2 separate regions of the Homo sapiens genome follow, and region 1 is linked to region 2. A link is a contact called in ENCODE Hi-C data. All regions are on one chromosome and are shown on one strand. The core of a region is the stretch at or near the end of the contact, and the rest is flanking DNA. Distances in the headings are between cores, read along the strand shown.

Region 1 (4,872 bases), core at 2,373-4,872, 4.6 Mb after region 2:
AGAAAGAGAAAATGGTAGCCCACAGGTATAAAGTAGGGGTGTTGGGGTGAAGGCAGACTTGAAAGGGGCTGTTGATGGACCAGGTAGGAGGGCCTGAGGAGAAGTGATGGAATACAAGGATGGAAGCAAGGATGGGGCAGGAGAGTCTTAATATTTGTGTTGCAAAAAAATTTTGCAGTTTAGGAGGTGAGAAATCCAACATCCAGTTAGCCTCAGTTTCCTTAACTAAAAAATGGGATAATGATGTATATTCCTCACAGGTTTATAGTGATGATTAGAAGGGGCGAATATATATATAAACAAACATACATATATGTTTGTTTGTTTTTTGGACAGAGTCTCGATCTGTCACCCAGGCTGGTATGCAGTGGTGCGATTTTGGCTCACTGCAACCTCCGCCTCCCAGGTTCAAGTGATTCTCCCATCTTAGCCTCCTGAGTAGCTGAGACTACAGGCACGTGCCACCACGCCCAGCTAATTTTTGTATTTTTAGTAGAGATGGGGTTTCACTATATCTTGGCCAGGTTGGTCTTGAACTCCTGACCTCAGGTGATCCACCCACCTTGGCCTCCCAAAGTGCTGGGATTACAGGCGTGAGCCACTGTGCCTGGCCAGGGCTAATATATTTAAAGTGCTTAGCATTGCACCTCAAACAATATTCTAAGCATTCTCTCAGCGTGTGCTGCTATTATAGTTGTTGATGTTATTAGGGTGCTGCTATTGTTGCTGTTTTCAGAATGCTTCACGTGGTCCCTGGCCCGTGAGTGAACCTCTATCCATCTGCAGTTGGCATATGGAAAGAACCTCCTGGTCACATTTCTCTTTCCATTTTAGAAATCATTCTTTTGTTGTGACACTGTCTTTTCATTTTCCTTCCCTGACTGCTCTTAACTTCCTACTTTATGCTGTGCACTCTTGAAGAAAACTTTCTGGTACCTGATGGTTATAAATCCTTGGAGGCGCGTGAAGATGTTTTAGGTAGTAAAGGGCAGTGGCCATTTTCTCACTTTGTCTCCCTGGCCTGGTCTTAAGCTGTTGGGCATTCTTTAGTCAGGAACATCTTCTTATTTGCTGTACTTCACACATACTGCCTAAGGATATCAATTAGAATTGCTTACTTAAGAAAAATGCCCAGCAATCGTTAAGGCCACTCTTGTTCATTTCCTGCATTTTTTTTTTTTTTTTTTTTGAGATGGAGTCTCACTCTGTTGCCCAGGCTGGAGTGCAGTGGCGTGATCTTGGCTCACTGCAACTTCCGCCTCCTGGGTTCAAGCGATTCTTCTCCTGCTTCAGCCTCCCCAGTAGCTGGGACTACACGCTCCCGCCACCTCACCAGGCTAATTTTTGTATTTTTAGTAGAGACTGGGTTTCACCACGTTGGTCAGGCTTGTCTCAAACTTCCGACCTCAAGTGATCTGCCTGCCTTGGCCTCCAAAGTGCTGGGATTACAGGCGTGAGCCACTGCGCCCAGCCCATTGTCTTCATTTTAAGAGCACTGACTCTGCTGCTCCTCTTGAGACATCTTGGGCAGTGATTCTGTTCTTCTGGGATACTCTGGGTGTTTCTACTTGTATTTAGAATGGCTGGCTTAAAAGTCTTTGTTTGAATATTCCGCATTCTGAATGCTCTTAGTTGTCAGTAAAACTATGCCTGCCTACGCACTCTTCTATTTCTGATTTAAAAATAGGTTCAGCTGCCTAACAATTACACATACTCTATTTTGCACGCGCACATTACTTAAGGAGACATTTAGAGGGTAGATAGCTTTTATTCCTATGAGTTATCTTGAAATCATCTTCTTAACTATCTTTTTTTCCCCAAAGGGGCCATATTTTGAAGGATTTGTGATGAGACTTTTGGTCTGTGAAGCCCAAGACACAATCTCCAACATGCACAGGAAATCCAGTATCAAATTTCTAACATGTCTTCAGAGACAGGCCCAGGGCTGGCTTGAGCGTGTCAGAGAGGTGTGCACTGCGTACTACCCATCATACATGGCCACACATGCCTGTGGCTGTGAGAAATACTGGTGGTGACAAAGACAATGAGATGCCAGAGAAAAAGATCAGTGGGGTTTGCAAAAGTGATTAAGATGTCGTCCTAGGTATAATTAAAGACTTAATAAGGTTGAAGGAAAGAGAGGACATTGCACATACCGAGGCCCCTGAGAGATCTGCCTGGCAACCCAGAAAGGGACATATGGGGGAAAACGCCTTAGTGTAACCAGGTCAGAATTTTCATTCTGGGCAGAACTGGAATTTGAATAATAATACTGAGTCATATAGCGCATACAGCTATGACATTTCATTTATTTCTCTATATAATGCAATAAAGTAGATGGATTAACCGTGACGTTTACAGATGGAGCAGGGGAGAATGAAGAGGCGTCAGTTTGGGCATCAGGCTGGATCTTCACACTCTGACCTCACTCTGCTCTATCCTGCCCAGTGTTGCTTCACCTGATATCAGGGGTGCAAGGCAACCAGATCTGACACCAGTTTCAGTTTAGATCCTGCCTTTACCTGGGTGTGACCCGGGTCCATCTCTTCAGCTCGGCCTCTGCTTTCTCTTCATAAACTTTTGGGGTTAGTCCTCGGATGATCTCTAAAACATGGCCCAGGTGCTCCTTGCCAGTAGAGTGTAGCCGGATTTGGAGGGACTGGACACTCAGTGTGAACAAGACGAAGGCCTCAGGAGGCAGTAAAAGCTGACAAGAGGAGAGAAAATGAAGCGCCTACGGGTGCATACTGGACTAGCGGGCGAAAGGCCATGACTCCTTAGTTTGGAGAAAGAACTGGGGCCGAGATTGGGGAAGTTTCCCAGTGCAATTAAAAAAAAAAAAAAAAAGAACTAGAAGAATTACCCAGGTCTGGCTTCTTTCGTGTAGCCTGGGGCTGAGTCGCAGGCTGAGAAATCCAGTCTGGCCAGTAGGGGGCTCCACCAAGCGCAGTCTCAGAATGCCCAAGAGCTCCACCGTCGCCCGGGGTCTCCACCAAGCGCAGTCTCAGAATGCCCAAGAGCCCCACCGTCGCCCGGGGTCTCCAAGAGGAGTGGGTCGTGGTGGGCGTTGAAGGGCCGTAAAAGACGAGCAGCCCGCGTCCGCGTCCGTCCTCCCGGGTCTCCAGTCCGCAGGCGGCCGCCGCCTCGGCCCCGCCCTCCCACCTCCATTCCCGGCCCCGCGGACCCGAACGGTCCCTCTCGCAACCGATCTGCTGGCTGGGGCGCTGGGGATGCGAATTCCTAGAAGCCTTAAGAGGCTGCCCAGCGTTGGAAGTTCGTATCCCCAAGAATGCTGGAGGTTCCGGCTCACACACCCCCTCCGGGCACAGAGTCAGCTGGGGGGTGCTGGGAGGGAGAACGCCCCGCTCCTCACCCCCCATCCCCGTGCACCCTGGAGCCCAGCTCCATACGTTCGGCCACCCCAGGCGGACTCGGGGTGGCCGGGTAGCGGGTGGTGGCAGGAGGGGACCGGGTAACGGCAGGCCCGAGAGGAGGTCGCTGGGCCGGGCCGGAGGCGCACAGGGGCTGCGTGGCTACCTCGGCGGCACCCGCCCCACCTCCGCCGGCTAAGCCCGGAGGGGGACGGTGAGTCAGATCTCGGGCACCCGCGGGTCGGGCGGGGAGGGGGAGGCAGGTCAGGAAATGACATCAGAGGCCTGTGCTCAGGGAGTGGGGGTCTGAGCCGGGCTGGGGCGGCGGGGGCGGCAGTGAGTGGGGTGGGGGCGAGCGGACCTCGGCGGAGCCTCCGGCCTGAGGCAGGATCAGGGCCCCTTCCTGGGGGAGTTTCCTGCCTGGTCCGCCCTTCCCCGCTCTCCCCGCCCCCTCTCCGGGCCGCTCCTTGTATGGTCTGGGCGCCGCTCTCTCCCCGCCCCCTCTCTTCTCCCTCCCTCCTCCTTCCGTGTGTCCCTCCCCGCCCGGCTGGAGGCTGCTCCGGACCGGGACGCAGAGTCTGCGGACCCGGCGCCGAGGCGGCCACCCGAGACGCGGCGCGCACGCTCCGGCCTGCGGTGAGGCGCGGGGAGCGGCAGGGCGGCCCCACGGGGAGGGGGCGCGGGGCGCCGGGAGGGGGCGAGTGGGGGTCACCAAGGGGAGCTGGGACCGCCTGGGGCTCCTGAGCCCGGCTCCGCGCTGCGTAACCCGGCGACCCACCCCAGCAGCCCGGCCCGGCCATGGCGGCCCCCCGCCCGTCTCCCGCGATCTCCGTTTCGGTCTCGGCTCCGGCTTTTTACGCCCCGCAGAAGAAGTTCGGCCCTGTGGTGGCCCCAAAGCCCAAAGTGAATCCCTTCCGGCCCGGGGACAGCGAGCCTCCCCCGGCACCCGGGGCCCAGCGCGCACAGATGGGCCGGGTGGGCGAGATTCCCCCGCCGCCCCCGGAAGGTATGCGGCGGGGCTTGGGGAATGTACCCCGGCAGGAGCCGGGGTGGGGGGCAGTCGTTTCGGGAATTTGGGGATGTCTGGAAAGGTTGTTGCCGAGGGGGCTGGGCGCAGCCACCCTGTCCCGAGCAGATGTTCTTACCTCATCGTGGAGCTCGTGGCTGGGAGCCAGGGCTCCTGGGACCGTTCCAAGTCCCCCGCCTGGGAGTGGGAGTCGGGAATGTGGGGCACGAATCTTCCCCTCCGGGTCCGTTTTCCGAAGTGTAACGGGAGCTGCACCACTCCTCGGCAGTGCGCCCGGCCTTTCCTGACCTGGTACTCCCAGGGCGCCCTGCGCCCCTCCTTTGCTTCCCCACACGCTCTGGGACCCCTGAGAGAGTTCTTGGGTTAGGGGTTAGAGCGGTTAACTGAGGGGAGCTTGGGTGAGGGGTAGAGGGACCCCGGCCGACGTCTTTCTCCTTCCTACCCCAGACTTTCCCCTGCCTCCACCTCCCCTTG
Region 2 (4,754 bases), core at 632-3,131:
AGTGCCCCATTTAGGTGGTTTTTGGACCATGATGTGGGGGCATCGACTGTTTTGAGGAACAGTTTCTGTATTCAAACCCTGCCTCCTGGCTATAGGACTGTAGTCAGGTTACTTCTACTTTCTGTGCCTCCATTTCTTTATCTGTACGAAGGGGATAAAGAAAGCTCCCACCTTCTAACCCATTCCTACTGCAAGGCCTTTACCTTCAGATTCCTCCGCCTGAAAAACCCTTCCTCCCGCCCCCAACCTTCCCATGCTATCAATGCCGCCTGCTCAGAGAGGGTTTCTTCAGATAACACGAGATCTGCCGTCACCAGATATGCCACCCAGCTAGTTCCCCATCGGCCAAACCAGCTGCATGCCACCCACTCCTCAACCTAATGGCTTCACTCCTCCCACCCCGTGAAATTATTCAAACAAGCTAATCACATCCTTCTGCAAGAACCAAAGGTCACCTCACCCTCGTTCACTGCAGAGCCTGCCTCCCACCGGCCCTGCTGCTTCACTCTGCTCCCAAACGCAGTTCCCGAGGGCAAGCCCTGTGTGGCCCGCATGGCGTGCGGTGTCCTTCTCCCCTGGGCTCTGAAGACGAGTGACTAAAAACAGCTGTCAAGCCCGTCTGTCCAGTGTCAGGGTAATGTGTTCGGCCATCTTGTACTATTTAGGGCAGGAGGGGGTCCCTCCTTCAATGGGGTGAATAACGGTGATCAGAACAAGCCCCCACTCTCCATCCTGCCCCTCGCCGTCCCCTGCTTGGTTTCCTGCCCACCACTCATCACTGCCTGAAATCTCATTAGTCACGGACATGCCTCCGTGTCCCTTTCTAGAATGTCTATCAAAGCAGGGTCTTGGCCTGCCAGTGTGTAAGCCCTAGATCCGTTCCTAGTACACAGGGAATGTCTAAGGAATGAATGGAGGGAGCGGTGAGAACTCAACGAGGACAGAGTGCTTAGCCATCTCGGACACACCGCAAGCGATCTACATATTTTGGCTCTTATTATAGATGCTTGGTTATTCATCTTTCTAGCTAGACTATAACCTCCATGAGGTAACAGGTGGTATCTACAGTCTAGCAGAGTGGAGCTGGGCATGGTGGCGCGTGCCTGTAGTCCTAGCCACTTGGGAGGCTGAGATGGGAGGATCACCTGAGCCCAGGAGTTTGAGGCTGTAGGGCAGTATGCCCATGCCTGTGAACAGCCCTGCACTCCAGCCTGGGTGTCATAGCGAGGTCCCCATCTTTAATAAGAAAAAAAAGACAAAATCCCCCCAAAACGATAGTCTAGCTGAGAGACTGGCACATTAATGCTCAGTATGGCCGGGTGTGATGTCTCACACCTGTAATGTCAGCACTTTGGGAGGTTGAGGCAGGCGAATCACCTGAGGTCAGGAGTTTAAGAGCAGCCCAGCCAACATGGTGAAACCCCGTCTCTACTAAAAATACAAAAATTTGCTGGACGTGGTAGGGCGCACCTGTAATCCCAGCTACTCGGGAGGCTGAGGCAGGAGAATCACTTGAACCCGGGAGGCAGAGGTTGCAGTGAGCCGAGACTGTGCCACTGCACAACAGCCTGGGCTACAGAGCGAGATTCTATTTTTTTTTTTTTTTTAAAAAAACCTCAATACGTACTCACAAAAGGTCAAAAAATGGTGAACAACTGTCAAACACTGAAAAGACAAAGGAATTTCTTTTATGTCCTCGAGTGGGGTTGATAACTGAAGACACAAAGATGAAGGAAGCAATCCTACCACCAAGTCACTTGAGTTCATGTGGCCCATGAGGCCAACACCCTCTGAGAGCCCAGCAGAGGGGCTGACTCATCGGACCCCTCCTGGCTCCACCTGCCACGCACCATGCCTTGCTCCAGTGCCCTCTTGATACGTGTGGCATCTGCCACCGGGAACCAGATCTCGGCGATGACACACTGCTGGGTGACGTCGATGTTGCACATGTTCAGGATGTGGTAGACAGCTTTCATCTTCTGCACCTTGATGAGCCAGGAGTGCCAGTTGGCAGCGGCTTCCTGCAGCAGGCGCTGGCGGTGAGACTCTGTTTGTGTTATGACCTATACAAAAAACAACACACAGGAAAACAGAGAACCTTCACAGAGCTGTTTGACAAGGTGCCAAAAATGGAGTGTCACAGGCCACAGCAGCTTCCTCTGCTCTGGCAGGCTCCTTTGACCTGTGGCTGTCACCTGGCCTTGAACTCTCCTGAGCAGTTTATCTCCCCCGCTAGAGGCTAAAACCCTTAGGCAGAGATTGTATCTTCCTTTTCTTCTAAATTCCTCATTGTCCTATTGTTATGGGTTGAATTGTCCACATAAAAGAGTCCTGAACTCTGATACCTGTGAATATGGCCTTTTTGGAAAGAGGGTCTTTGCAGATGGAATCAGGTTAAGAAGAGGTCATACTGGATTTGAATGGGCTCTAATCCCATATGACCACTGTCCTGATAAGAAACGTAGACACAGAGGCACACAGGGAAGAATACCACGTGACAACAGAGGCAGAGAAGTAGGCACTTGCAAGCCAAGGAATGCGGAGGACGGCCCGCAGCACCAGAGCTGGGGAGAGGCAAGGAGGGGGCTCCCTTCAGGTCTTCCGAGGGAGCACGGCCCTGCTGACGCCTTGATTTCAGACCTCTGGCCTCCAGAACCATGACAGAATAAATCTTTATTGTCTTATGCCACCCAGTTTGCTGTAATTTGTTACAGCAACCCTAAGAGATTACTACATCTACCACAACCCTTTACATACATAATCCCTCCAATAAATGACAAGTGAATGAATGAAGGAATGAATGGACAATTGGGCCCACACAGAATTTATTTAATGGAATCATTTTTATGTTTTGATGATACAACAAACAGGGTAATCTTTTTCAGCACACATGGCCTCTGTAAGAGACACACTGTAAGACAGACATGCTGGCTCTAAGATTAACGAGAGCCATGAGGCCACCGAAGCATCTCACAAGCCCAATACTACCTGTCACTTTGCAATATAATGCCCCCTGGCCTGGGGATTTCCAGGAGACAAGAGCACCTCAGCACAGAGGTGACTTTCAGAAACCTCAAAGAGCATAGCCCGAATTATATGCCTCAGCATCAGACAGTGTCTAAGATTCATCTTTGGCAGGGACTGAGCCAAAGGAGAAAGCTGCCCCTGCAGAAGCTGCTCAGCTGGGATCATCTGAAGCCCTCGACACAGCAGCAACCCGTCATACTAAATGTAAGCACACATCTAGCAGAATTTATTTTCCATTCTCCTCATGACGTTTTCATAAAATCAAGCATGGAGAATTGGGGGGAAAGGACTTCAATGGCTTTGGGGAAACAGTGTTCCTGACAAGTGACAAAGAAGTAATGGAGAGGATTAAAAAATTAAACACAGGCCAGGCGCAGTGGCTCACGCCTGTAATCCCAGCACTTTGGGAGGATGAGGTGGGTGGATCACCTGAGGTCGGGAGTTCGAGACCAGCCTGACCGACATGGAGAAACCCCATCTCTACTAAAAATACAAAATTAGCCAGGCATGGTGGCGCATGCCTGTAATCCCAGCTACTCGGAAGGCTGAGGCAGGAGAATCACTTGAACCCGGGAGGCGGAGGTTGCGGTGAGCCGAGATTGCGCCACTGCACTCCAGCCTGGGCAACAAGAGCAAAACTCCATCTCAAAAAAAAAAAAAAAAAAATTAAACACAGGTTTTCTGGAAAAGTAAAGTTGTCTGCTAGCCTAAGGGTTTTGAAAGAGGCACATATCTAATTTCTTAACATACTTGTCCAGAATCTAAAACTGAGTTGACTTCTACCACAGCCACATGCAGCTACTAAATTTTATGTATTTTATTTCCTTTTATTTTATTTTGAGATGGAGTCTCGCTTTGTTGCCCAGGCTGGAGTGCAGTGGCGCGATCTCGGCTCCCTGAAACCTTTGCCTCTCAGGTTCAAACGATTCTCCTGCCTCAGCCTCCCGAGTAGCTGAGACTAGACTACAGGTGACTGCCACCACGCCTGACTAGTGTTTGTATTTTTAGTAGAGATGGGGTTTCACCAGTTTGGTCAGGCTGGTCTTGAACTCCTGACCTCAAGTGATCCACCCACCTCAGCTTCCCAAAGTGCTGGGATTATAGGCATGAGCCACCGCACCCAGCCCTAAAATTTAAATTGAATTAAAATTAAAAATACAAACTAAATGACTTAGTGGCACTAGCCATGTTTCAAGGGCTCAATAGCCACATGTGGCTCGTGACTACAGTGTTGGACAGCACAGGACACATGAACCTTCTATCATAACCGAAAGTTCTATCGAACTCTAGCACTGATGAGAGTCTGCCAGCGAGGGAGGCCCAGCTGTTTTCAGTGATTACTTTCAAAGCTGCTGTGATTGAAGAAAGATTTCTGATCATAAGTGTGTTGAGTGACCCTGGATGGTGACAGACTTTACAAAGAAAATGAGTTTGGGATGAATGAATGTTCACATGGTGAAACTAGACTCACTGTTTTTACAGAATTAACCCATCAGCTTAAACAACCAGGCAATTCAGTGGGAAAATAATCAGTCAAACTGGTTGTTCAACTTAATTGGCTGGGTGGTTGTATCATAGATTCCGTCTAGGCCGAGGCTGGCAATAAAGGGTGCCTTTTATCAGATCGGGGTGGCCACCTGAAGGCTGACTAGGGCTGTGGTCAAATCTGACCCTGGGCAAAGCATTCTTAAGACACAGCTTCGTTCCCTCTAGCTTATCGAACAGTT

Evidence for each region. A loop is a pair of places that touch in the nucleus more often than their neighbours do. Pooled maps may share reads with other maps.
Region 1: a map of natural killer cell shows a loop between it and region 2 (11-fold over the local background). The contact joins the promoter of FAM131B-AS2 here to the enhancer-like site in region 2. A Hi-C loop is called at or near these places in 2 of 168 maps with a recorded cell type or tissue (naive thymus-derived CD4-positive, alpha-beta T cell and natural killer cell) and 4 of 50 pooled maps.

What each region holds. Positions count from the first base shown.
Region 1 is chr7:143,377,403-143,382,274 of GRCh38, forward strand. FAM131B-AS2 (FAM131B antisense RNA 2) reads right to left here and starts at 3,623. Exons shown (of 2, transcript NR_161353.1): 1 at 2,864-3,623; 2 at 1,753-2,707. It overlaps ZYX (zyxin), which reads left to right and starts at 3,943. Exons shown (of 10, transcript NM_003461.5): 1 at 3,943-4,007; 2 at 4,155-4,377; 3 at 4,846-4,872. The coding sequence starts at 4,170. It also overlaps a transcript of FAM131B not described here. RefSeq lists enhancers at 2,503-2,582, 2,739-3,639, 2,763-2,852 and silencers at 3,353-4,382, 4,413-4,462.
Region 2 is chr7:138,750,775-138,755,528 of GRCh38, forward strand. It overlaps ATP6V0A4 (ATPase H+ transporting V0 subunit a4), which reads right to left. Exons shown (of 22, transcript NM_020632.3): 11 at 1,851-2,063. Among named protein-coding and RNA genes, the nearest start is that of TMEM213, 45 kb to the right of the region's middle. RefSeq lists an enhancer at 1-189. Within about 2 kb of position 1,882, at least 8 of the 41 ENCODE cell types and tissues checked have a DNase peak (open chromatin) inside an H3K27ac peak, as active enhancers do; they include natural killer cell, where a contact is called at or near this core.